Linked DNA regions of Homo sapiens: regions 1, 2 and 3 are each linked to region 4. The links are chromatin contacts, found by Hi-C or POLR2A ChIA-PET in ENCODE. All regions are on one chromosome and are shown on one strand. Each heading gives the region's core, a stretch centred on a gene start or an enhancer-like site at or near the end of the contact. The rest is flanking DNA. Distances are from core to core; before and after follow the strand shown.

Region 1 (6,031 bases), core at 1,517-4,016, 1.2 Mb after region 4:
TCTACAAAAAATTTTAAAACTTAGCCAGACGTGATGGTGCACGCCTGTAGTCCCAGCTACTTGGGAGGCTAAGGTGGGAGTATCCCTTGAGCCCAGGAGTTTGAAGCTACAGTGAGCTGATTGTGCCGCTACACTCCAGCTTAGGTGACAGAGCAAAATCCTGTCTCTAAAAAAAAAAAAAAAAAAACCAAAACCATGTATTCTCTCTATAGTTTTATGACACTCCTCCACTGGAACCGGAAACTATACCCGTAATGTAACAAGTTGGGTCTGAACTTCACATTAATAAAGTGACACAATTGTGGACAATGACCATAATTCTGAGTTTAAATGAGACAGTAAAATAATGTACTGTTAAATTACTTTGTTCAGGAAAACTGGAGGGGCATACATTTTTTTGCCTAGTTTCATGCACTGCTGTCCCAGTGGTGATAGGCTGTCCCAGTAATTGACGGTGCCCTTGTCTCTTAGGTAACTAAAATAATCCTGGCCTTCCATCGCGCTGAAGAGGCTGCCTTCAGCAGCGGGGAGCAAGAGCTCTTTGTCCAGTTCTGCACTGTCTTCCTGGAAGACCTTGTTCCGTATTTAAATCGCTGTCTCCAAGTCCTTTTTCCACCAGCTCAGATAGCACAGACTTTAGGTAAGAGAATGAAAATTCTGTAAACTGCCTTACTGATGTGTAATTCACATACTAAATAATTCATCCATTTGTGTAAGTCAGTGTTTTTTAGTAAATATGAATCCAATTTTAGAATATTTCCATCACTCCAAAAAGATCCTTCATGCACGTTTGTAGTCATTCCTCGACAGCATCCTTAGTCCCTGGCAACCTACTTTCTGTTGCCATAGATTTGCCTCTTCTGGACATTTCATAAAAATGGAATCATACATTATGTGGCTGTATCTGGCTAAGCGGAAGAAGCCAGTCACAAAAGAACTACATACGTATGATTCCATTTATGTGAAATATCTAGAGAAATGGTTTTTACAGTCTTTTTTTTTTTTGAGGCGGAGTCTCGCTGTGTTGCCAGGCTGGAGTGCAGTGGCACAGTCTTGGCTCACTGCAACCTCCACCTCCCGGGTTCAAGCAATTCTCCTGCCTCAGCCTCCCGAGTAGCTGGGACTACAGACTCGCACCACCACGCCCAGCTAATTTTTGTGTTTTAGTAGAGACGGGGTTTCACCATGTTGGCCAGGATGGTCTCTATCTCTTGACCTGTGATCCGCCCACCTCGGCCTCCCAAAGTGCTCGGATTACAGGCGTGAGCCACCACGCCCGTCCTAAAGTCTTTTTTCCAATTCACTTTCACGTCCTTGTCCCTTTGTGGTAGGAGAGGGGCTTGGTTGAGGCACAGCTTCCCAAAGGGCAATGGGTCAGTGCATCACACGTGCAAAGCCTGGCTGCCCTCTGCTTTTTCCCTGGTGCTGCCTGAGGTCTGGGTTCCTGCTGCAGGCACCCTACACTGCTGTTCCGTTACGTTCTGCTTCACAGTATAGCTTCCCATTCCCTGTAACAAAGGTGGTTTTTGCTGTATTAAAACATAGTAATTGATGGCTGGGCGCAGTGGCTCATGCCTGTAATCCCAGCACTTTGGGAGGCCGAGGCGGATGGATCACCTGAGGTTGGGAGTTTGAGACCAGCCTGGCCAACATAGTAACTCCGTCTCTACTAAAAATACAAAAATTAGCCTGGCATGGTGGCGGGCGCCTGTAATCCCAGCTACCACGGAGGCTGAGGCATGAGAACTGTTTGAACCTGGGAGGCAGAGGTTGCAGTGAGCAGCAATCACGCCACTGCACTCCAGCCTGGGCGACAGAGCGAGACTGTCTCAAAAAAAAAAATAGTAATGGCTCGTTTTTTTTCCCTTAAATTTCCTTTTTTTTTTTTTTTTTTTTTTTTGAGACGGAGTTTTGCTCTTGTGGCCCAGGCTGGAGTGCAATGGCGCGATCTCGGCTAACTGCAATCTCCACCTCCTAGGTTCAAGCGATTCTCCTGCCTTAGCCTTCCCAAGTAGCTGGGATTACAGGCCTGCGCCACCAAGCCCGGCTAATGTTGTATTTTTAAGAGAGATGGGATTTCTCCGTGTGGGTCAGGCTGGTCTCGAATTCCTGACCTCAGGTGATCCGCCCCCCCCTCCCCGGCCTCCCAAAGTGCTGGGATTACAGGCGTGAGCCACCGCGCCCGGCCTCCCTTAAATTTCTATATTGAGTTTTATTAGTAACTGTTTTCCATTTTGCTTTCCCCACGTCTGGGTTAGGCATTCCTCCCACTCAGCTCTCCAAGTACGGTAACCTAGGGCATGTGAACATCGGCGCCATTCAGGAGCCCCTCGCCTTTATCCTGCCAAAGAGAGAGACGCTTTTCACCCTGGATGACCAGGCGCTGGGGCCCGAGCTCACAGCTCCAGCACCAGAGCCTCCCGCCGAGGAGCCACGCCTGGAGCCCGCGGGCCCAGCCTGCCCGGAGGGAGGGCGAGCGGAGACGCAGGCCGAACCGCCCAGCGTGGGGCCCTAGCCGGCGTCCCCTGCCTCCAGAACGCGGTGCGTGAGGTTCCCGGCGCGGGGTGGCCAGGACTGCCTCGCCCTGGAAGGTCCGGGGCGGGTTCGGGAGGCGGGAAGGCGCTCCCGGGAGGAGAGCGGAAGGGGGCGGTGCTCACTGCCAGTCTAAGCAGGAAGGCGGGGATCCAGTCGCGGCTTCGCTGTGTGCTGGCCGACGGCGCTTCCCGGCGTGCCCCGCGCTGCGGCCGGAAGGGGCGGGCCGGGTCACTGTTAAGGGGGCCGCCATGGCCCGGCTGTGGGGCGCGCTGAGTCTTTGGCCACTGTGGGCGGCCGTGCCGTGGGGCGGGGCGGCAGCCGTCGGTGTCCGGGCTTGCAGCTCCACGGCCGCCCCGGACGGCGTCGAGGGCCCGGCGCTGCGGCGCTCCTATTGGCGCCACCTGAGGCGTCTGGTGCTGGGTCCTCCCGAACCGCCGTTCTCGCACGTGTGCCAAGTCGGGGACCCGGTGCTGCGCGGCGTGGCGGCCCCGGTGGAGCGGGCGCAGCTAGGCGGGCCCGAGCTGCAGCGGCTGACGCAACGGCTGGTCCAGGTGATGCGGCGGCGGCGCTGCGTGGGCCTAAGCGCGCCGCAGCTGGGGGTGCCGCGGCAGGTGCTGGCGCTGGAGCTCCCCGAGGCGCTGTGTCGGGAGTGCCCGCCCCGCCAGCGCGCGCTCCGCCAAATGGAGCCCTTCCCCCTGCGCGTGTTCGTGAACCCCAGCCTGCGAGTGCTTGACAGCCGCCTGGTCACCTTTCCCGAGGGCTGCGAGAGCGTCGCCGGCTTCCTGGCCTGCGTGCCCCGCTTCCAGGCGGTGCAGATCTCAGGTGCGGGCGGCGGGGACCGGGGCTGCTGGAGCAGCGCGCGCGTCTCTTCTGCCCGACTCCGCGAGAGCGCAGAAGTGGTCGCGGTTCATACGCCGGACCTCCCGCAGGAGCGAAGTGGGATGCGGGAGCGGAGAGGCCTCAGGACGGATAGAAGCTCCTGTGGGGTAGAGCCCGCTCAGATAGGACGCAGGGGCGAGGAGAGGTCCCCTAGTTCCGCTGTTACCTGACAGCCTGGCGTCTGCTTTCTGCTCCCTTGCTCTCTGAGGCAAACACGCTCTTCGGCCCCAGTTAGATCCGCCACGGTGGAGTTGGAGAAGTGGGGGTTAGCCCCCGCCAGCCTGACCCAGCCCAGGGGGCTAGGCCATTCCCCCGTGGTACCACAGGATGCCTCGCGGAATGCGGGCTCTGCTGGGGTCGGGGTGATTGTTCCTGCACAGCAAGCCCGTCGGTTCAAGATGGTCAGAAAAACAAGTGGGGTCTCAAGCTGCAGAACCTCTGTTAGGAGTTGGGAGCCCACAGGTACCTCAGAAGTGGGAGGAGTGTTCGGAAGGGTCGCACCGTAGAAAGATGATTTCTCATCTCAGCTCTACAGTGAGCTCGATAACCTAATTACCAGAGTTGGGAACCAGGTTGAACGCTTGGTAATGGACCGAGATGAGGGACGTTTTCCAGTTAGAAGAGGAGCTGCTGTCTACATTTGCCATCTGCTGTTGCCTCTTGTCAATGGGAACAGCCAGGACCGGGGGCAGGGGTAGGGAGGTTGAGGATGATGCAGTTCAGCTGTTCCCACTCACCAGGGCTGTAACTTCCTTTGCAGGGCTGGACCCCAATGGAGAACAGGTGGTGTGGCAGGCGAGCGGGTGGGCAGCCCGCATCATCCAGCACGAGATGGACCACCTGCAGGGCTGCCTGTTTATTGACAAAATGGACAGCAGGACGTTCACAAACGTCTATTGGATGAAGGTGAATGACTAAAGCTTTGCTACTGGGGCTGAGGATTCCGGATACCAAGACGCAAACACTTTCACTTTGAGCTGGGCAAATCTTACTTGGCATCAACTTGGATGGCTCGCATATGACAGGAAACTGGATTGCCAAGGCATGGCAGACTGAGCTGGAGGAAGATGTCAGAAATGTTTGCCCTGAAATCAGTTACGGACAAAATGTTGGCTACAACTTGAGGAGAAAAATCACCCCCAAAGGAGTGGACATTTCCTAACAATTCTGTATGGAGGAAGGTGGGGTAATTGCATTCGTCTGCAGTAGACACGAGTTCCTCGGACCTGTATAATCTCCCAAAGCCAAGGTTTGGTAATAATGTAGTCCCCAAATACCTGAAAGCTGTCTTTAAAAATGCAGGTAAGCATGTGACTGGCCATTTGTGCCGAGTTCTTATTTTTACGGAGGGCTTGTGGCCTTAGACGCCAGTTTGCTTATGGAAATGAAAGAGAATAGTCCCTGTTCAAGGATGTGTTTCATGACAGCACGAGTGTAAATGAGTGCCCACACATTTTAACAGCCTTGGGCAGGATTTTGCTGCTGAGATCCCTAGAGCAGCTGGTTCTTGGCTCATTCTTGGGGTAGAGGCCGTGGATCAGGGCTGGGGGCAGGGGTGACAATTGAGAAGTGCACTGAGCCCTTTCCTGTTAACAATTGGGCATAGAAAGCAGGATTAGTACTTCCTGGTTATACACTTATTTTGTAAAAATAGAATTAATATCACAGCAACCAATGTGTAGGTTTAAGAAAGTGGCCAGGTGCAGTGGTTCACGCCTGTAATCCCAGCACTTTGGGAGGGCGGGGCGGGTGGATCACGAGGTCAGGAGCTCAAGACCAGCCTGGCCAAGATGGTGAAACCCTGTCTCTACTAAAGATACAAAAATTAGCCGGGCGTGGTGGCGAGCACCTGTAATCCCAGCTACTCGTGAAGCCAAGGCAGAGAATTACTTGAACCCAGGAGGCGGAGGTTACAGTGAGCTGAGATCACGCCACTGCACTCCATCCAGCCTGGGCGACAGAGCGAGACTCAAAAGTATGATTCTGGCTGTAGAGTTTTCTTTTTTTCTCTGTCTCAAAAAAAAAAAGTGTCAGCTTTGTCTTGTCAAGAGGTGAAGGAACTTGTTTTATTCTTTTATTTTTTTTTTAAGATAGAGACGGGGGTCTTACTATGTTGCCCAGGCTGGCCTCAAATTCCTGGTCTCAGGCAATCCTCCTGCCTCGGCCTCCCAAAGTGCTGGGATCAGTTGTGAGCCACACTACCCAGCCAAACTCCAGTTTTAGTTAAACTGTTTCACCTCATTTTTATGCTGAGTTTTGTAAAGTAGGTATTCTTGCTGAACAGAGTCCTGAAAATCAAACTATACAAGTAGTAGGAAGTCCATTAAGCTGTTTAGAGGAAAAAGTGTTATAAATGGCAGTTAAATGAACCCAGGAAAGACCCATCCTCCTTTGTGGCTTTCTCTGAGGCCCCATGAGGCCAAGCAGAAGCAAACTGGCTCTAGGTGCAGCCAGACTTTGAAAAGGAATCCCGGCCAGGCTTGGTGGCTCATGCCTGTAATCCCAGCACTTTGGGAGGTCAAGGCAGGCAGATCACCTGAGGTCAGGAGTTCAAGACCAGCCTGGCCAACATGGCGAAACACTGTTTCTACTAAAAATATGAAAATTAGCTGGGTGT
Region 2 (5,518 bases), core at 1,787-4,286, 1.3 Mb before region 4:
TAACATGTGAAACCTCGTCTCTACTAAAAACACAAAAAACTAGCCAGGTGTGGTGGCGGGCGCCTGTAGTCCCAGCTGCTCTGGAGGCTGAGGCAGCAGAATGGCGTGAACTCAGGAGGCGGAGTTTGCAGTGAGTTGAGATCGTGCCACTGCACTCCAGCCTGGGGACAGAGTGAGACTCCGTCTCAAAAAAAAAAAAAGCTCTCTCCTCCTTAGGTAGCTGGCTTAATTTTTCTTTTGTGGTTCACAATGATACACATTTAAATTTGACCTCTAAGCATTTTTTTGTGGTGTTCCAAACGGAATACTTTAGCTAACTCTGCTTTGCAACCTGCAAACTTCTTACTTATGTGGAAACCCCAAACTAAGTTTGGCCTGTGTTCCCTGCATAGCTATACCTCAGAGGAAATTGTGTTTTGGCTTCATTCCACTATTTACTAGCCTTGTAGTCCATGGTTGCACTGTACAGTAGCAGCATGGCAGAGGATCTGAATTCTGTAAACATTCTGTTCTCTAAACCACTTGTTGGGGGTTGACTCCATCCACCCTGAGAGTGTAGGTATGTGTGTAGGTAGGTAGGTAGGTAGGTGGGTGGGTAGGTAGGGGTGGTGGAAGATTGTGGTACCCTATGCTAATTTATAAAATGGCACTCTGGCCTGGCATGGTGGCTCATGCCTGTAATCCCAGCACTTTGGGAGGCCGAGGTGGGTGAATCACCTGAGGTCAGGAGTTCGAGACCAGCTTGGGTAACATGGTGAAACCCCGTTTCTACTAAAAATACAAAAAATTAGCTGGGCGTGGTGGCATGCGCCTGTAGTCCCAGCTACTTGGGAGACTGAGGCAGGACAATCACTTGAACCTGGGAGGCGGAGGCTGCAGTGAGCCAAGATCACGCCATTGCACTCCAGCTCGGGCAACAAGAGTGAAACTCTGTCTCAAAAAAAAAGGCACTCTATAGCTCTGTAGCAGAACCCCAGTGGAGGAGGGGAGAGGATGTGTCTTTTAGCCAAGTTAGTTTCTTGGAGCCTCTTTTTCCTTATTTGTAAAACTAAGTTACTTATGCTTGCCTAGCCTGACTCAGGAGGTTGTCCAGAGGGTCAGATTAGATTATACACATGAAAGTGCCTTATGAACAATGTGATATCAATATTTAATAATACAAATGATAATTATTATCGCACCCATGGCCTCCTTTCTTTCCAGCCACTTGGCATGCCCCAGTAGTTCAGGGACAAAATTGTACAGATGGGCCTACTTGGTTCAATTTTTTTTTGTTTTTGTGAGACAGGGTCTCACTCTGTCGCCCAGACTCGGCTATCTGCAACCTCTGCCTCCCAGGTTCAAGCGATTCTCCTGTCTCAGCCTTCCGAGTAGCTGGGATTACAGGTGCCCACCACCATGCCCGGCTAATTTTGTATTTTTAGTGGAGATGGAGTTTCACCATGTTGGCCAGTCTGGTCTCGAACTCCTGACCTCAGGTGATCCGCCCACCCCGGCCTCCTAAAGTACTGGGATTACATGCGTCAGCCACTGTGCCCGGCCTACTTAGAGCAATTTTTGTTAAGTGTTTTGAAATCCCTGCATGAAAATGACTAAGGAAAAAAGTGCAACCTTCTCTCTATGACACCCAAATCCTAAACTCAAGATTTGTGGTTAGTTCTGGCCAGGCCGGTGGCTCACACCTGTCATCTCCACACTTTGGGAGGCCGACGCAGGCAGATCACCTGAGGTCAGGAGTTCAAGACCAGCCTGGCCAACATGGCGAAACCCTCTCTCTACTAAAAATGCAAATATTAGACGGCCGTGGTGGCGGGAGCCTGTAATCCCAGCTACTTGCGAGGCTGAAGCACGAGAAATTGCTTGACCCCGGGAGGCAAGGTTGTAGTGAGCCGGGATCCCGCCACTGCACTCCAGCCTGGGCAACAGAGCGAGACTTTGTCTCAAAAAAAAAAAAAAAATTTTTTTTGTGTGGTTGGTTCTGTTCTCTTTGGCACCCAGCCTGCTGCTGTGTTGTATTGTACTTTGTTGCCAATCTAGCAGAAGGATTTTAGTCTAGGTAGGTCACCTTTCCTTTAAACAGGCCAAGATATCAGGCCCTCTTTACATTCACATGGAAAAGACTCACGTCATATGTTAGTAATTATTTATCAGGTTAGGAACTGTCTGGTTAGACTTTCTTTGGCCCTGGTTATTAATTCATGGAGTCATAGACCGAAAGCCCATTCTGTAAGGGTTTCAGCTAACATGAGTCCAAGTCTTCTTTCTACATATGAGGAAATTGAATCCCTGGAGAGTTTAAGTGACTTGAGCAGTGCAAGCACCGCGGTACCGGGCGTGGAATCCATTCTTTTCAGTCATCCTCTTAACTCTTCATAAAATATGTTGCAAAGACACCATAAAACCATAGAATACCACCTGGAGCATGCTCCTTAAGTTATAAAGAAAGCAAAAATCTTAAAGGAGACAGCAAAGAGTTCGGGATTCCCGTGGACGAAGACCTTTTCAGCCCTGCTGTCTTCTCCGCCCCCACCTGTCTCGCTTGCTCTCACTTCCTGGGCTACCTGACTTAGCTCCGCCCCCTCCAGGTGGCTCCACCGCTTCCTGGTAGCCCAGCTCCACCCCCCCTACCCCCCCACCCCCCTACCCCCCACCCCCCTACCCCCTCACCAAGCGGAACCAATGTCCGTCCGCTACGGGGTAGGCCGGATCTTTCTCGCTCAGACTCATCGCAGCGGTGACTCGGCAGCAGCGTCTCGCGTCATCAGTGACAGCCCCGATCCTTGCTACGTTTGCGTCGCTCTGCCAGGAGCAGTCGCCTCCTCCTTGGCAAATAGTCCTCGGCAGGGTCCGAGTTCTTGGATAATTCGAGAGAAAAGGCACGATAAGTTGCAGTACGAGGACACGGAAACGACCAGGAGAGGAGGACAGGGAGCGAAGTTTCCTCAATAGTGTGTGAAGTTAGTTAAAAACTCCCTCCTTCCTCAGGATCCCTCCGCCTGCGGTAGCGGTGGTGAGGCCGAGGGAGCCGCCATTTTGGATGTTCGGTTCCTGCTGCCACTGCTGCCGCCGCCCCCGGAGCTGCTGGTTTCATTCGAGGTTTCGGGCCGGTGAGTGTCACTCCCGGCGCTGAGAGCATATTGCTGCTTTTGCCCCGCCGCTGCCGCGGGCGCTCGACCGGAAGCTTCCTTTCAGTTTCAGGGGTCCAGTCCCAGGCTGTGGGTGTTGAGAAGAGAAGACAGAGAAGCTGGGCCAGGAGAGGCCGGGAGCCCCAGGGGCTGCTCCGACTTCTGGAGGGCCGACCCCGAGGCCTCGGACCGGGAGGTTCCGCGCGCCGCGGCGTTCCGTGTTGTGGCGTTGCCCCGCCGGTACGGGCCTCCTTGAACCCTTGACTTTCTCAGGCTGCGATCTTTGAGGGCTCATTCAGGGAGCCTGGGGTTTAGCGGGGCGGGCCCCACCCCCGCGTGTCTTCTCTGAGCCACGTATCAGCGTTCTTGTGTCTTGTACCCGTGTCAGGTCTGTCAGATAACTCCCAGCATATCCAAATGCCCAGTTAATCGCTGCCTGCCCCTGCAGTGCCGTCCTCTCGGAACCGGACATCGGCCTCGCCTCTCTCTAACCTTCCGACCAACTTCTTTCCCAATTTTTCGTGTGTGTGTGTATATGTTGTTGTTTTGTTTTTTTCAACCTACCTGCGAGTATACTGTTTACCCTTTTCTCAGCTCCTGGCCCTGCGGACGTCAGCGTCTAATAATTCTCCCGGTCTTCCTGATTGCCTGAAAGAGTCGGGACGGTTCGGTTGATTGTGTTTCCCGGTTAGGACTCGGTGTAGGAGATCCATCGAACCACTCGCTCAGGGTAATGTTTATGAAGCAGATTATGTTTATGAAGCAGATTAAATGGCTTTTGGGAGGCAAGAGCTGTCAAATGTTTTCTCATATGTGGATTCCCTCCCTGTGCTGAATACTTAGCTTTTTGGTGCTTACTGACACTTGTGTGGTATTTTTTTTTCTCCCCTATTATATATCCCTGAGCACGGAAATCTGTCCATGGAGAAAAATATTAATCTGAGGTAGGTAGAAAGGAGAGTTGGGCTGCTTTACAGTGATTAGTTAACAGAAGGGAGGAGTTAGTGCTTTCTTAGTGACCTTAACTTTGAAGTGTTTGTACAGTAATGATCTTTGCTGACTGATTCTAAAAAATACTTGTAATGATTTCATGTATTGGGTTTTTCTGGGGATAGCTGAATTTTAAATATTCACTTCCACCGTTCCCTAGAATACTTGTCAAATACCTAACTTGTCACACACCCTAACTTTCACGTTTGAAAAATATGAACCCTCTAAGTACTCGTAATCTCGTCACTTTTATTCTAAAGGCATGTTTGCAGTCTAGCATGCTTGAATAAAAAGTATGTCTTTATTTTTATTTATTTATTTTTTGAGACGAAGTCTCCCTCTGTCTCCAGGCTGGAGTGCAGTGGCACGGTCTCGGCTCACTGCAACCTACGCCTCCCGGGTTCAAGCAGTTCTCCTGCCTCAGCCTCCCAAGTAGCTGGGACTACAGGCACACGCCGCCACGCCCGGCTAATTTTTTGTTGTTGTATTTTAGTAGAGATGGGGTTTCATCATGTTGCCCAGGCAGATCTCGAACTCCTGAGCTCAGGTAATCCGCCCGCCTCGGCCTCCCAAAGTGCTAGGATTACAGGCGTGAGCCACCGTGCCTGGCAAAAAGTATTTCACAGTTATTCACTGATACATTTCCTACGTTTCAAGTTAGGCGAGTGTGATTGAATCACCCTTATTTCATCTCAGCCTGGGTTTTCACATCTGCAAAAGAGAAATTAACTTATTTGAGATCACAGTCTAGTGGTTGAAGTTTAAATTTATAACTTGAATTGAGTCAAGCTTTTTAATATTGCTAAGCCACTTATAGATGCATTATTATTATCAGGTTATTGAAATGAGATTGTAGATAAATTCCTCTATAGGTCATATGATGTCTCAGAAGAAAACAATATTTTCAGTTTAAATACTCAGTGATCTTGTTATTTAAGCAGATTTTTCAAAAATATATTAGTTACTATTAGATACGTGAGTTCTGTATTACCCTGAAGCAATGGAATTTTCTCTTTTGGTTTAAAGGAACTGTCAAACACTGAACACCTATGTAATGCTCACTCATTTAGTAAGTATGCCCTCGCAGTTACTACTGAAATGTTCCATTTCTGACTTAGACTTTTCAAGTAAGGTGTTAGAAGAGCTATCACATAGATGTTAGTTAACTCAGTGTTTTTCATGCTTTAATATATTGGTATTTAAATGTCATTCAGGCGGGCGCTCAGTGGCTCATGCTTGTAATCCCAACACTTTGGGAGGTGGAAGGTGGATCCCTTGAGCCCAGGAGTTGGAGGCCAGCCTGGGCAACCTAATGAGACTCCGTCTCTACCAAAATATTTAAAAATATTAAACTTTTAAAAATTCATTCTTAGATAGTTTGCATTCACTGTAGAAAGGGTCCT
Region 3 (6,156 bases), core at 2,987-5,486, 1.2 Mb after region 4:
CCTCAGGGCCAGAGAAGAGCCAGCCAGAAGGAAAGTCCTGCCCGGACTGCAAGTTTGCACAGGATACACTGAAAGGCCTCTCTCCTCCTCCTCCTGGCTCCATGCAGCTTGCTTCTCCAGGCTGCAGAGAGAAGACAGTTTCCTTCGCTGTCTAAAGTGACACCCTGGGAAGGGACGCTTACACACAATGCTCCACATACCAGTAGCTCCAGTAAGAAAAGTACTTGCTTGCTCCCTGCTGCCAACAGAAGAGAACTGTGTCCCTCTGGAACCTTCTAAGAGCTCTGTGAGAATGAGTGTCTTTGGGAATCTCATAAATCCTGTAGGCCAGTGCCTTAGGCTGAACTGAAAGCACCTACGTGGTTTTATTTATTATTATTATTTTTTGAGACAGAGTCTTACTCTATCATCTAGGCCGGAGTGCACTGGCGCGATCTCGGCTCACTGCAACCTCCACCTCCTGGGTTCAAGTGATAGATGCCCACCACTACATCCGGCTAATTTTTGTATTTTTAGTGCAGACAGAGTTTCACCATGTTGGCCAGGCTGGTCTCGAACTCCTGACATCAAGTGATCCACCCGCCTTGGCTTCCAAAGTGCTGGGATTACAGAAATGAGCCACCGCGACCGGTCAGTAAAGCACCTACATGGTTTTAAAGCCTGGTTTTAAAAACCGCAGCTTCACCAACGCCTGCACGAAGCATGACCAGAATTCTCCTCCTCAGATCCGGCACCAGTTACCAGGCAGGCAGTCCCACCGCAGACCCACGGTTCCAGGCACAGCAAACAATAAACCTCCTGACCGGCTCTTGGCAGGGCCGGGGCATTTGTTCAGCCCTCTCTTATCTGCAAGGAAGAAGTCTCCGAAAGAAACACACACAGACAGCTCGACAAAACAGACAGGCCAGGGGAGGCTGGGCCAGGCTGATGTGAAATGAACTCAGCGGATTGAAGAGATGAGAAGAGGGGTGAGTGCTGGCCATTATTTTCAAGCCTCTGCTCCCTCTACTACCTACAATGAATGGCTGGGAGCCCCAAACCTTCTTGGAAATGAGCTTAGGCACAGGCTGCCCTTGTCTGCCCTCTTCTGCATGATGTTCCTTCAGATGAGACAGGAAGGCAGCGCTCCTCTCCCTGGTGGCTTCTCGTCTCCAGAACACACACCCCCAGTACCTTGGACTTTTTCACTCTCTGTAGCTTCATGCTTGGGTCTATCCTTAGAACAATACTGAAGGTATTCTTTGTCCCATAAGGAGCAGCACTGACCCATCCCCTCCCTCCTTTTGGAAATTCTAGTAATACACCTAAGAGTGTGCTGGGGCTGGGCACGGTGGCTCATGCCTGTAATCCCAGCACTTTGGGACGCGGAGGCGGGCGGATCACCGGAGGTCAGGAGATTGAGACCATCCTGGCTAACACAGTGAAGCACCATCTCTACTAAAAATACAAAAAGTTAGCCGGGTGTGGTGACGCGTGCCTGTAGTTACGGCTACTTGGGAGGCTGAGGCAGGAGAATTGCTTGAACCCAGGAGGTGGAGGCTGCAGAGAACCGAGATCACACCAGAGCAAGAGTCCATCTCAAAAAAAAAAAAAAAAAAAAGAGTGCACTGGACTTTTCTGGCAGCCACATACAGTTTTTCACACACAGGGGGTCCAAGTTTCAATGGAGAGAAACAGTTTTACAGAACAGGAGGGTAAGGTGAGAAACTGCCAGCCCCGCCGCATCTCTAGTAACACGTATGGCAAAAGATGAGGATGAAAGAAAAGAGTGCTAATGGGGGCTGGCAAATGCTTACTGTAAAGGACCAGATGGTAAATAATTTAGGATTTGCCAGCCAGATAATCTCTGTAGCAACGACTCAACTCTACCTTGATGGCACAAAAGCAGCTGTAGACAGTATATCAATAAACGAACAGGGATGTGTTCCAATAAAACTTTATTTATAGACCCTGAAATGTGAATTTCATAGGATTTTCATGTGTCATGAAATACTGTTTTTCAAGCCATTTAAAAAATGTAAAAACCTATGACATTATGTTAAGTCATAATGAAAGAAGCTAGCCACAAAGGACCACCTATTGTATGACTCTGTTTATATAAAGTGGGTTTCTCTGTAGGCAAACCCACAGAGAAAAAAAGTAGATTAGCAGTGGTTGCCCAGGGCTGGGAGAGAGAGGGGTTGTGGGTGAGGGGTTTCTTTTGGAGGTGATGAAAATATTCTAAAAAGTGATTATGGTGATGGTCACACAACCATGAATATACTAAAAGCACTGAATTATACACTTTAAATGGGTGAGTTGCGCTGGGCACAGTGGCTCACATCTGTAATCCCAGCACTTTGGGCGGCCGAGGTGGGCAGATCACACTTGAAGTCAGGAGTTCGAAACCAGCCTGGCCAACATGGTGAAACCCCGTCTCTACTAAAAATACAAAAAAATATTAGCTGGGTGTGATGGGAGGTGCCTGTAATCCCAGCTACTTGGGAGGCTGAGGCAGGAGAATCACTTGAACCCAGGAGGCGGAGGCCGCAATGAGTTGAGATTGTGCCACTGCACTCCAGCCTGGGTGACAGAATGAGACTGTCTCAAAAAAAAAAATTAATAAAAACAAAAATATATAACGGGTGAGTTATATGGTAAGCACGCAAGTTATACCTTAATAAAGCTGTGTTTAGGCCAGACCCGTGGCTCACACCTGTAATCCCAGCACTCTGGGAGGCCGAAGTGGGCAGATCATCTGAGGTCGGGAGTTCGAGACCAGCCTGGCCAACACGGTGAAACCCGGTCTCTACTAAAAATACAAAAATTAGCCGGGCGTGGTTGCGGGTGCCCGTAATCCCAGCTACTCAGGAGGCTGAGGCAGGAGAATCGCTTGAACCTGAGAGGCAGAGGCTGCAGTGAGCCAAGATCACACCACTGCACTCCAGTCTGGGTGACAGAGTGAGACTCCATCTCAAAAAAATAAATAAATAAAATTTAAAAATAAATAAATACACCTGTGTTTGAAACTGAAAAACATTCTCGGTTCACGGGCCATAAAAAACCTGCCTGGGCAGACGGGATCTGCGGCTTCTGCTGGTGGTACGGTGGGATCTGGCTATGGACTCTTAATTCCTAACCTGGTACCCCAACTCATTCCATGTCTGCTCCTACTTCTGCCCTCCTCCACCTCCAGGTCTCTGAATGCTACTGGAACTCTGATGTCCCTTCTTCCATGAAGTCTTGCCTAACTCTCCCAGGCACTTTGTTGGCTGTCACTTAATGGACACCTACTATGTGCCAGACATACAAGAATGCTTTACCGTAATTATTCAATTTAAAGCTATCATCACAACAACCTAGAGGGCATTACCCCATTTTACAGACCAGGAAACTCGAGACCCGAAGATGAAAAAAAAAAACTAGCCCAAGGTCACTTGCTGGTGAGTGGCAGAGCTGAGATTCAAACCCCGGAATGAGGCCTGAGCATGTTGATCTCTTCTGGCCCCGCAGGACTGACAGCACCTAGAGGGTGGGTCAGTTGTTCACCCAGGTGGCGCCATCCCAGCACCACCCTGCAGGATCTAGGGAATGAATGAAGGGTCGCTGGCCGAGAAGAGGAAGTCGAAGATTGGGGAAGGGGCCGGGGCTTGTTCGAAGTGAGGTCGAGGGACTTCCAGGACCCGGGACAGGAGAGGAGGGAGCGAGACAGGAGAGGAGGGAGCGAGCATCGCTGTCTGAACGCCCAGCCGGACCCCGGGCCGAGCTTCCTGAGGGTGCCTGTGCGGCTCGGGTGAGGCTGATCCCCACGGCGGTACCGGGGCGCCGGCTACACGAAGCGGCCCTGGGGCTGGGCCAGCCGGGCAGGGCCGGAAGGCCTGAGGGTGGAGATGCCACCCGGCTCCGAGCGCGTGGAAACAGACACGGGCGGAAGCGGCGAGGGGGCGGCCGGAGCGGGGTCGCGAGGCCGGGGCTGGGAGGCGCCCACCTGACCACCCGCCCGCCGCCCGGCTCTGCGGCCCGCAGGCCCCGCTGCCTTCGGCCTCCGAAGTCGGGCCGGGCCGCACGAAGTACCTGGAGGGTTGACGTTGTCATTTCATCTCCTGGGTCCGCCCCACACCCCGCGGCGCTGCTTGCGGCCTCGGTCCGGCCCCGGGGAGCCGAGGTACTGGGTCCGGCGCGGGAAGCCCGGCGGTGGGCGCTGAGCGCGGTGCGCGGGCAGGGCGGCCGCTCGCAGCGGGAGCCGAGTCCGAGGGCAAGCGAGGAGCGCAGCCCAGAGCGGTCGGGCCCGAGCCGAGCGGCTGCCCCCTAGCGTCCACGGCTCGCACTGCAGGCACCTCTCCCTGCCTCGGCGAAGGCAGGGGGCGGTTCGAGAGGCAGGACTGACTGGGGACGAGGAGGTGGGACTAGGGCGAGACGGACAGGGGGCGGGGACGGGGTGGGTGGGACAAGGCCGGGGCGGGGCCTGGCGGGACGTACATTCTCGGGGCGGGGCCAGGGGCGGAGCGGGGTAGAATCCGGAAATCCTGACCTCGCTTGGAATAACAGCGCCCATTGAGCAGTTTTATTCTCACAATAAAACGAACTTATCAGAGCGTTGGTTTCTCCATGTTTAATATCGCACGATCATAATTAGTACCTGCCTTGTCTGGCTTTTGTGGGGAATAAATGAGCTAGCTAATGTAAACAGAGTGTGCCCCACACTGGGGCTCAATCCCTGGTGGGATGCCGCTGACTGTTCAAAGCCAGTTTTGTTTTGCTTGGATTGATTGACTGATTGATTGATACGGAGTCTTGCTCTGTCGCCTAGGCTGGAGTGCAGTGGCATGATCTCGGCTCATTGCGACCTCCGCCTCCCGGGTTCAAGCGATTCTCCTGCTTCAGCCTCCCGAGTAGCTGGGATTACAGGCATGCACACCTACTGTGTGCAGCGTTGTGTGCTAGTTTCTGGGGATACAATGATCAAAGCAGTTCTAGGGCTGGGTGTACTGGCCCACGCCTGTAATTCCAGCACTTTGGGAGGCCAAGGCAGGAGGATTGCTTGAGCCGAGGATCAAGACCAGCTTGGGCAACATAGTAAGACCTCGTCGCTAAATTAAGAAACAAAACAAAACAAACAAACAAAAAAACGCACCAGAGGCAAGTGATCCATTTGTCCACAAGTCTATCCTGTGAGAGAAAAAAAATGGAGGGCAAAAAACATCCAAGTTGAGGCTGGGTATGGGGGCTCATGCCTGTAATCCCAACACTTTGGGAAGCCGAGGCAGGCCGATTGCTTGGGCCGAGGAATTCGAGAACAGCCTCGGCAACAGGTGAACCCCCATCGCTACAAAAAATAAAAAACGTATCTGGGCATGGTGGCGCACACCTGTAGTCCCAGCTACTCCGTAAGCTGAGTTGGGAGAATTGCTGGAGCCTGGGAGGTCGAGGCTGTAGTGAGCCGTGACCAGGCCATTGTACTCCACCCTGGGAAATGAAGCAAGACCCTGCCTCCAAAAAAAAAAAAAAAAAAAAAAAAAAAAAAAAAAAAAAAAAACCAAAAAATTGGCACACCTTAATCTCTCTTCACAAAATGCTAATTAAATACAAAGGAGAGGCCGGGCGCGGTGGCTCACGCCTATAATCCCAGTACTTTGGGAGGCCGAGGCAGGTGGATCACTTGAGGTCAGGAGTTCAAGACCAGCCTGGCCAACATGGTGAAACCCTGTCTCTACTAAAAATACAAAATATTCGCCGGCCATGGTGGTGGGCACCTGTAATCCCAGCTACTTGGGAGGCTGAGACAGGAGAATCGCTTGAACCTGGGAGGCGGAGGTTGCAGTGAGCCAAGACCACGCCATTGCACTCCAGCCTGGGCGACAAGAGCGGAACTCCATCTCTAAATAAATAAATAAATACAAAGGAGAAAACAATGAGGACATTAGCTTGACTACGCGACCGAAGGGAACACCCCTGGTGGTGGGATGCGTGGCCCTCGTGTGTCTCTCCACATGATACCCTGAAGAGAGCATGGCATCGTGGCATCTCTGCCAAGAGTGTGTGACACAGCCTGGTTGTGAGGCAACACCGAATAGAGCCAGCTGGAGAGCTGTGCTGAACAATCAAAGCCTTGTGCTGAGACTCAGGCACATGCGAATTAGAGTAAGGCCGAGGAACATTCCAGACTGAAGAACTGAG
Region 4 (5,780 bases), core at 734-3,233:
CCGCAAGTTACTTTTCATATTTTGTAGCTGATCAAAACAGTCTACTTTCCCCTTTCCTTATAACTGATACAATCCATTACAAACCTTTGGAATTCATTTTTTCCCAAATCTAGTTGGATTCAGGTTCTCCAGCGACACCTTAACTTTGGATCGTGGAGGAAGGTGCATTTCGGAGGATCAGTCCAGTACTAGAAAAACTATATACGAGGCCAGGCGCAGTGGTGGCTCACGCCTGTAATCCCAGCACTTTGGGAGGCCGAGGCAAATGGGTCACTTGAGGTCAGGAATTGAGACCAGCCTGGCCAACACAGTGAAAACCCCTCTACTAAAAATGCAAAAACTAGCCGGGCGCGGTGGCACACGCCTTTAATCTCAGCTACTCGGGAAGCTGAGGCGTGAGAATAGCTAGAACCAAGGAGGAGGAGGCTGCAGTAAGCCGAGATCAAGCCGCTGCGCTCCAGCCTGGGCGACAGCGAGACTTCGTCTCAAAAACAAAACAAACAAACAAAAAATACATACCAGATAAATTTGGTAAGCTTTAAAACTTCCCCCACGTCTGGGCCGGGCGCGGTGTCTCACACCTGTAATCCCAACACTTTGGGAGGCCAAGGCGGGTGGATCAAGGTCAGGAGATCGAGACCATCCTGGCTAACACAGTGAAACCCCGTCTCTACTAAAAATACAAAAAATTAGCTGGGCGCGGTGGCGGGCGCCTGTAGTTCCAGCTACTCGTGAGGCTGAGGCAGGAGAATGGCGTGAACCCGGAAAGCGGAGCTTGCAGTGAGCAGAGATCGCGCCACTGCACTCCAGCCTGGGCGACAAAGCGAGACACCGTCTCAAAAAAAGAAAAATTAGCCGGGCGTGGTGGCACGCGCCCGTAATCCCAGCTAGTCTACTCGGGAGGCTGAGGTAAGAGAATCGCTGGAACCCGGGAGGCAGAGATGGCAGTGAGCCGAGATCGCGCCACTGCTCTCCAGTCTGGGCGACAGACTGTGACTCCGTCACAAAAACAAAACAAAACAAAACAAAAAAAACTTCCCCCACGTCTGTTTACCATTATTACAAAAAGCTTGTATGATTGCTCACTGCATCTTCTCCATCCTCCAAGGAAACATCATCGCATTTAAACTCTGTCCTCCATTACGCAAACGAGAAAATAGAGGTTCAGAGGAGGAGACAAGTTGCCCAACTACCAAAATACAAATTCAAACCGGAGTCTTGGCTCTAAAGACTGTTTCCGTTATTTACGCTTTTAACACGCTCCATCTTTCTATCTTCCCCTCGGTGTACCATTTACTCTACCCAGAGGGAGACATCCATGCCTCCCGCTGCTTGTCACACCTCCCCCGTCTCAGAGTCCCCAGAAGTTAAAAGCAATCTCCACGAGCCCTATTTTGAGATAGAATATGTTCCCACACTGTGGATGGAAGCGAGAGATAACTGCAGGAAGCCGTTTTGGCGCCTCAACCATCCCTCGGTACCTCCTCCTGGTCCCCAGCCTCTCGGGCCTAGACTGCCCGTGACCCCCGCCAAAGTCTCGGGTCCCCCTTCCATATGGCCGGTCTCCGCCTCCCCGGGCCCGGGGAAGTCTCCAGGCTGTTTTTTTACCCTGCAGCGAGAAGGATGGTGTGGATATCCAACGGATGCTACCTCCCTTCAAAACTTAAGCCACCACCAACTCCAACATACTGGCGTCCGCCATTAGACCTCAAGACAGGGACATTCTGGTGGCGCGCGGCGGAAAAAGGCACCCAATCCGCGCCTGAAGAATATATATAATTTTTAAAAAATGCTTCCGTCTTGCTTCCACACGGCATTACAAATTATTTAAACATGCTTTATTGCTTTGCTTTTTCCAGGAGAATAGAAAATTAATACGTTTTTAGAAGTAGACTTTAAAAAAAAAAAACCATTAGAGTTCATTGGGCACTTCTGTGGGCAGCCCCAAATAGGCGCCAACGAAGAGGGGGCCTCGCGGGACCGGAAGTGCCGAATGGGGACCAAGATGGCGGACCTTGATTCGCCTCCGAAGCTGTCAGGGGTGCAGCAGCCGTCTGAGGGGGTGGGAGGTGGCCGCTGCTCCGAAATCTCCGCTGAGCTCATTCGCTCCCTGACAGAGCTGCAGGAGCTGGAGGCTGTATACGAACGGCTCTGCGGCGAGGAGGTGCGGGGTCGAGCCTCTTCTTTTTCATGGAGGATCTAGGGAGAGTGGGAGCCTTCAGTCGGGAAATCCGGGCTGTGGGAAACTCTCCTTGCTGGGGGATACAAAAAAGCGGGAAAACAAAGAAGCGGAAGCTAGTCGGGTATATGAGTAGTCCTGTCAACTCTTTTCACGCTGTCGGACGCGCCGAGCTTGTCTTCCCTGATACCTGGGCGATCTGCAGCCTCTCCTCCCTAGACCCCCGTTGATTTCCCTGATCCATGATCACCAGTTTCTCCACGGGAGTAAAGTTAGTCTGAGAGTATTTGCCAAATTGCTTGGTTCTCAAAATAATAAGCGCCCTTTTGCATTGGCTTAATTTACAAATTATGAAACGCTCTCATCCTGTTATTTAAGAGGGAAGCCTTTGCAGATTAACTTCTTGAAGCGTTTTAAGACTTCCTCTTGTGGGGAGTGATTTGGGGGTGTGATTTTAGCGTTTTGGTCAAATGCACATCTTTGTAGAGGTTTAGCTTTTAAGACTCAGACACAATTCTCTAATCTTGGACAAGTCACTTCATCTCTGGTACCCTTGATATTTTATCAAATGAGGGGTGTGGACTATTCTCCAATTCCTTTCAGTTCATAACGTTCTATTTCCTGCCTCCTTTAATTTTCAGTGGCAACTCGATGCTGTCAATTCACTTTCGAATGTCAGTTGGGTTCCTTGCTAGTCAAAAGAGATCTAAGCTCTAAGCTTGTCAGCTGTTTCCCAGACCAAACTTCTAGCAAAGTTGAGCACAAAAGGCAGTTTCAGCCTGAGGGAGAGGTGATCGTTGATATCTTTGAGTATTTTCAAGTATAAACTTGCACTAACTCTAGCAGTTTCTGATACGTTTTTCAGCAAGATGTGTGTGGTGTTTTTTGTTTTGTTTTGTTATTTTTAGAAACAGGGCCGCTCTCTGTTGCGCAGGCTGGAGTGCTGTTGTGCTGCAATCAGAATGGATGAAACCAGAGGCGCACACCACCGTGCCTGGCTAGTTTAGTGTGTGGGGCTTTTTTTGTCTGGCCTCAGCAAGATGTGTTTTAAAATTTAGTATCTTGCGGGGCGCGGTGGCTCACGCCTGCCATCCCAGCACTTTGGGAGGCCAAGACGGGAGGATCACCTGAGTCAGGAGTTCGAGACCAGCATGACCAAAATGGTGAAAACCATCACTACTAAAAATACAAAACTAGCCGGGTGTGGTGACGCATGCCTGTAATCCCAGCTACTCGGGAGGCTGAGGCAGGAGAATTGCTTGAACCTGGGAGGCGGAGGTTGCAGTGAACCAAGATAGCGCCATTACACTCTAGCCTGGGCAACAAGAGCAAAATTGTGTCTCTTAAAAAAAAAAAAAGCCTGGCGCGGTGGCTCACTCCTGTAACCCCAGCACTTTGGGAGGCTGAGGCAGATGGATCACGAGGTCAGGAAATCGAGACCATCCTGGCTAACACAGTGAAACCCCGTCTCTACTAAAAATACAAAAAATTAGCCGGGCGTGGTGGCGGGCGCCTGTAGTCCCAGCTACTCGGGAGGCTGAGGCAGGAGAATGGCGTGAACCAGGGAGAAGGAGCTTGCAGTGAGCCGAGATCGCACCACTGCACTCCAGCCTCGGCGACAGAGTGAGACTCTGTCTCAAAAAAAAAAAAAAAAAAAATTTAGTATCTTGACTTAACATTCCTAAGCTCGCATTCATTCAGTCATTTAATATGTTGGGTGGAAAATTATGGAAATCTTACAGACAAAATGATATAAGTACTGTATTTGTATTCCATGACTGTCAAGAGGACGTTTTCCTCTGGAACCTACAGAACGATTTTAATAAAAATGTATATGGCCGGGCTTGGTGTCTCATGCCTGTAATACCAGCAGTTTGGGAGGCCGAGGCGGGTGGATCACCCGAGGTCAGGAGTTCGAGACCAACCTGGCCAACGTGGCGAAACCATGTTAGTCTCTACTAAAAATGCAAAAGTTAGCCGGGTGTGATGGTGGGCGTCTATAATCCCAGCTAATTGGGAGGCAGAGGCATGAAAATCGCTTGAACCCCAGGGCAGGGAGGTTGCAGTGAGCCAAGATCAGGCCACTTCACTCCAGCCTGGGTGAAAGAGCGAAACTCGTCTCAAAAAAAAAAAAAAGTATAGCTGCCTGGGCACAAGTGGCTCATGCCTCTAATCGCAGTTCTTTGGGAGGCTGAGATGGGCAGATAGCTTGAGCTATAGTTGGAGACCAGCCTGGGCAATAGCAGATAGTTGGGGACCAGCCTGGGCAATATAGTGAGACCTCGTGGCTACAAAAAAATTAAACAGTGGACCAGGGTTGTGCACGCCTATAGTCACAGATATTTGGGGGGCTGGGGTAGGAAGAGCACTTGAGCCCCCGCAAAAAATAAAAATGTATGGTTAATTTTAATGGCTGTTGTTGAACTATATGCCACATACCATGTTAAGCACTTTGTGTGGTTTCCTGTTTGACTCATTCAACAGCCCAGTGAGATTGGTATTGCTATCCTAGTTTTACAGATGAAAAAACCGAAGCATAAAAATGTTACATAAATTGAGGTTGCACAATAAATGGCTTGAATGAGAGATAATTATATTTATAACCCCTGGCTACTGACTATGCACCAAGAAGAAAAATTTTGGTAACTGTCACTGGAAATTTCATTTCAGCAAGATGTGTGTGGTGTTTTTTGTTTAGGCATTGTATTTTCTTTTTTTTTTTTTTGAGACAGCGTTTCACTCTTGTTACCCAGGTTGGAGTGAAATGGCACGATCTCGGCTCACTGCAACCTCCACTTCCCGGGTTCAAGTGATTCTCCTACCTCAGCCTCCTGTGTAGCTGGGATTACAGGCCCCCGCCACCACACCCAGCTAATTTTGTTTTTTGTTTTTTGTTTTTGAGACGGAGTCTCACTTTGTTGCCCAAGCTGGAGTGCAGTGGCATGATCTCGGCTCACTGCAAGCTCCGCCCCCCCCCCCCCCCACCCCCCGGGTTCATGTCATTCTCCTGCCTCAGCCTCCTGAGCAGCTTGGGCTACAGGCGCCCGCCACCACACCCGGCTAATTTTTTGTATTTTTATATTTTTAGTAGAGACAGGGTTTCACCGTGTTATCCAGGATGGTTTCGATCTCCTGACCTCGTGATCCGCCTGCCTTGGCCTCCCAAAGTGCTGGGATTACCGACGTAAGCCGCCGCGCCCAGCCTAATTTTGTATTTTTAGTAGAGATGGGGTTTCACCATGTGGCCAGGCTGGTCATGAACTCCTGACCTCAGGTGATCCACCCACCTGGGCCTCCCAAAGAGCTGGGATTACTTTGGGATCCAGTGCTGGCCAGGCATTGTATTTTAAATGCCTTCCTGTATTAGGCACTATGCTAATGATACTGATTAAAAGTTTATTTCTTCCTATTATGGTGCTCATCTGCCAGGTGGAATAAGATATACGTAAGATAACAATCATGCAACATAAGTGCAAAATGAAGCATTGTTAAAGTCTAAGGAGAACATAGTGGAAGGAAAAAAGGACTTGGAAATGAGATTCACCCTTCAGCTAAGTGATTGGATTAGATAACTCTTAAGGTTCCTTCTGATCATTCTGCT

Evidence for each region. Hi-C counts contacts between places; a loop is a spot of excess contacts on that map. ChIA-PET counts read pairs that join two places held with the same protein, here RNA polymerase II (POLR2A). Pooled maps may share reads with other maps.
Region 1: a loop to region 4 is called in a map of CD4-positive, alpha-beta T cell, with 4 times the contacts of the local background. The contact joins the promoter of PDF here to the promoter of COG4 in region 4. A Hi-C loop is called at or near these places in 1 of 168 maps with a recorded cell type or tissue (CD4-positive, alpha-beta T cell), 1 of 37 single-sample maps with no recorded cell type and 9 of 50 pooled maps. POLR2A ChIA-PET finds 5 or more read pairs at or near these places in 1 of 52 experiments (naive thymus-derived CD4-positive, alpha-beta T cell).
Region 2: a map with no recorded cell type shows a loop between it and region 4 (8-fold over the local background). The contact joins the promoter of AP1G1 here to the promoter of COG4 in region 4. A Hi-C loop is called at or near these places in 1 of 37 single-sample maps with no recorded cell type and 8 of 50 pooled maps. POLR2A ChIA-PET finds 5 or more read pairs at or near these places in 1 of 52 experiments (activated CD4-positive, alpha-beta T cell).
Region 3: a map of CD8-positive, alpha-beta T cell shows a loop between it and region 4 (9-fold over the local background). The contact joins the promoter of VPS4A here to the promoter of COG4 in region 4. A Hi-C loop is called at or near these places in 1 of 168 maps with a recorded cell type or tissue (CD8-positive, alpha-beta T cell) and 7 of 50 pooled maps. POLR2A ChIA-PET finds 5 or more read pairs at or near these places in 2 of 52 experiments (activated CD4-positive, alpha-beta T cell and naive thymus-derived CD4-positive, alpha-beta T cell).

The regions. Positions count from the first base shown.
Region 1 is chr16:69,327,323-69,333,353 of GRCh38, reverse strand. PDF (peptide deformylase, mitochondrial) reads left to right here and starts at 2,766. Exons shown (of 2, transcript NM_022341.2): 1 at 2,766-3,357; 2 at 4,175-6,031. The coding sequence starts at 2,784. The coding sequence ends at 4,332. It overlaps COG8 (component of oligomeric golgi complex 8), which reads left to right. Exons shown (of 6, transcript NM_032382.5): 4 at 472-640; 5 at 2,259-2,541; 6 at 4,175-6,031. The coding sequence ends at 2,515. RefSeq lists enhancers at 1,457-2,104, 2,753-3,400 and silencers at 2,329-2,718, 2,749-3,128.
Region 2 is chr16:71,806,352-71,811,869 of GRCh38, reverse strand. AP1G1 (adaptor related protein complex 1 subunit gamma 1) reads left to right here and starts at 3,036. Exons shown (of 23, transcript NM_001128.6): 1 at 3,036-3,107. LOC124903714 (a long non-coding RNA gene) reads right to left here and starts at 2,912. Exons shown (of 2, transcript XR_007065110.1): 1 at 2,668-2,912. RefSeq lists enhancers at 1,985-2,064, 2,625-3,314, 3,258-3,905.
Region 3 is chr16:69,309,430-69,315,585 of GRCh38, reverse strand. VPS4A (vacuolar protein sorting 4 homolog A) reads right to left here and starts at 4,236. Exons shown (of 11, transcript NM_013245.3): 1 at 4,054-4,236. The coding sequence starts at 4,074. RefSeq lists enhancers at 1-210, 3,464-4,413, 4,414-5,364 and silencers at 3,772-4,321, 4,382-4,521.
Region 4 is chr16:70,519,757-70,525,536 of GRCh38, reverse strand. COG4 (component of oligomeric golgi complex 4) reads left to right here and starts at 1,983. Exons shown (of 19, transcript NM_015386.3): 1 at 1,983-2,164. The coding sequence starts at 1,994. It overlaps SF3B3 (splicing factor 3b subunit 3), which reads right to left and starts at 1,721. Exons shown (of 26, transcript NM_012426.5): 1 at 1,609-1,721. RefSeq lists enhancers at 440-1,177, 2,211-2,350.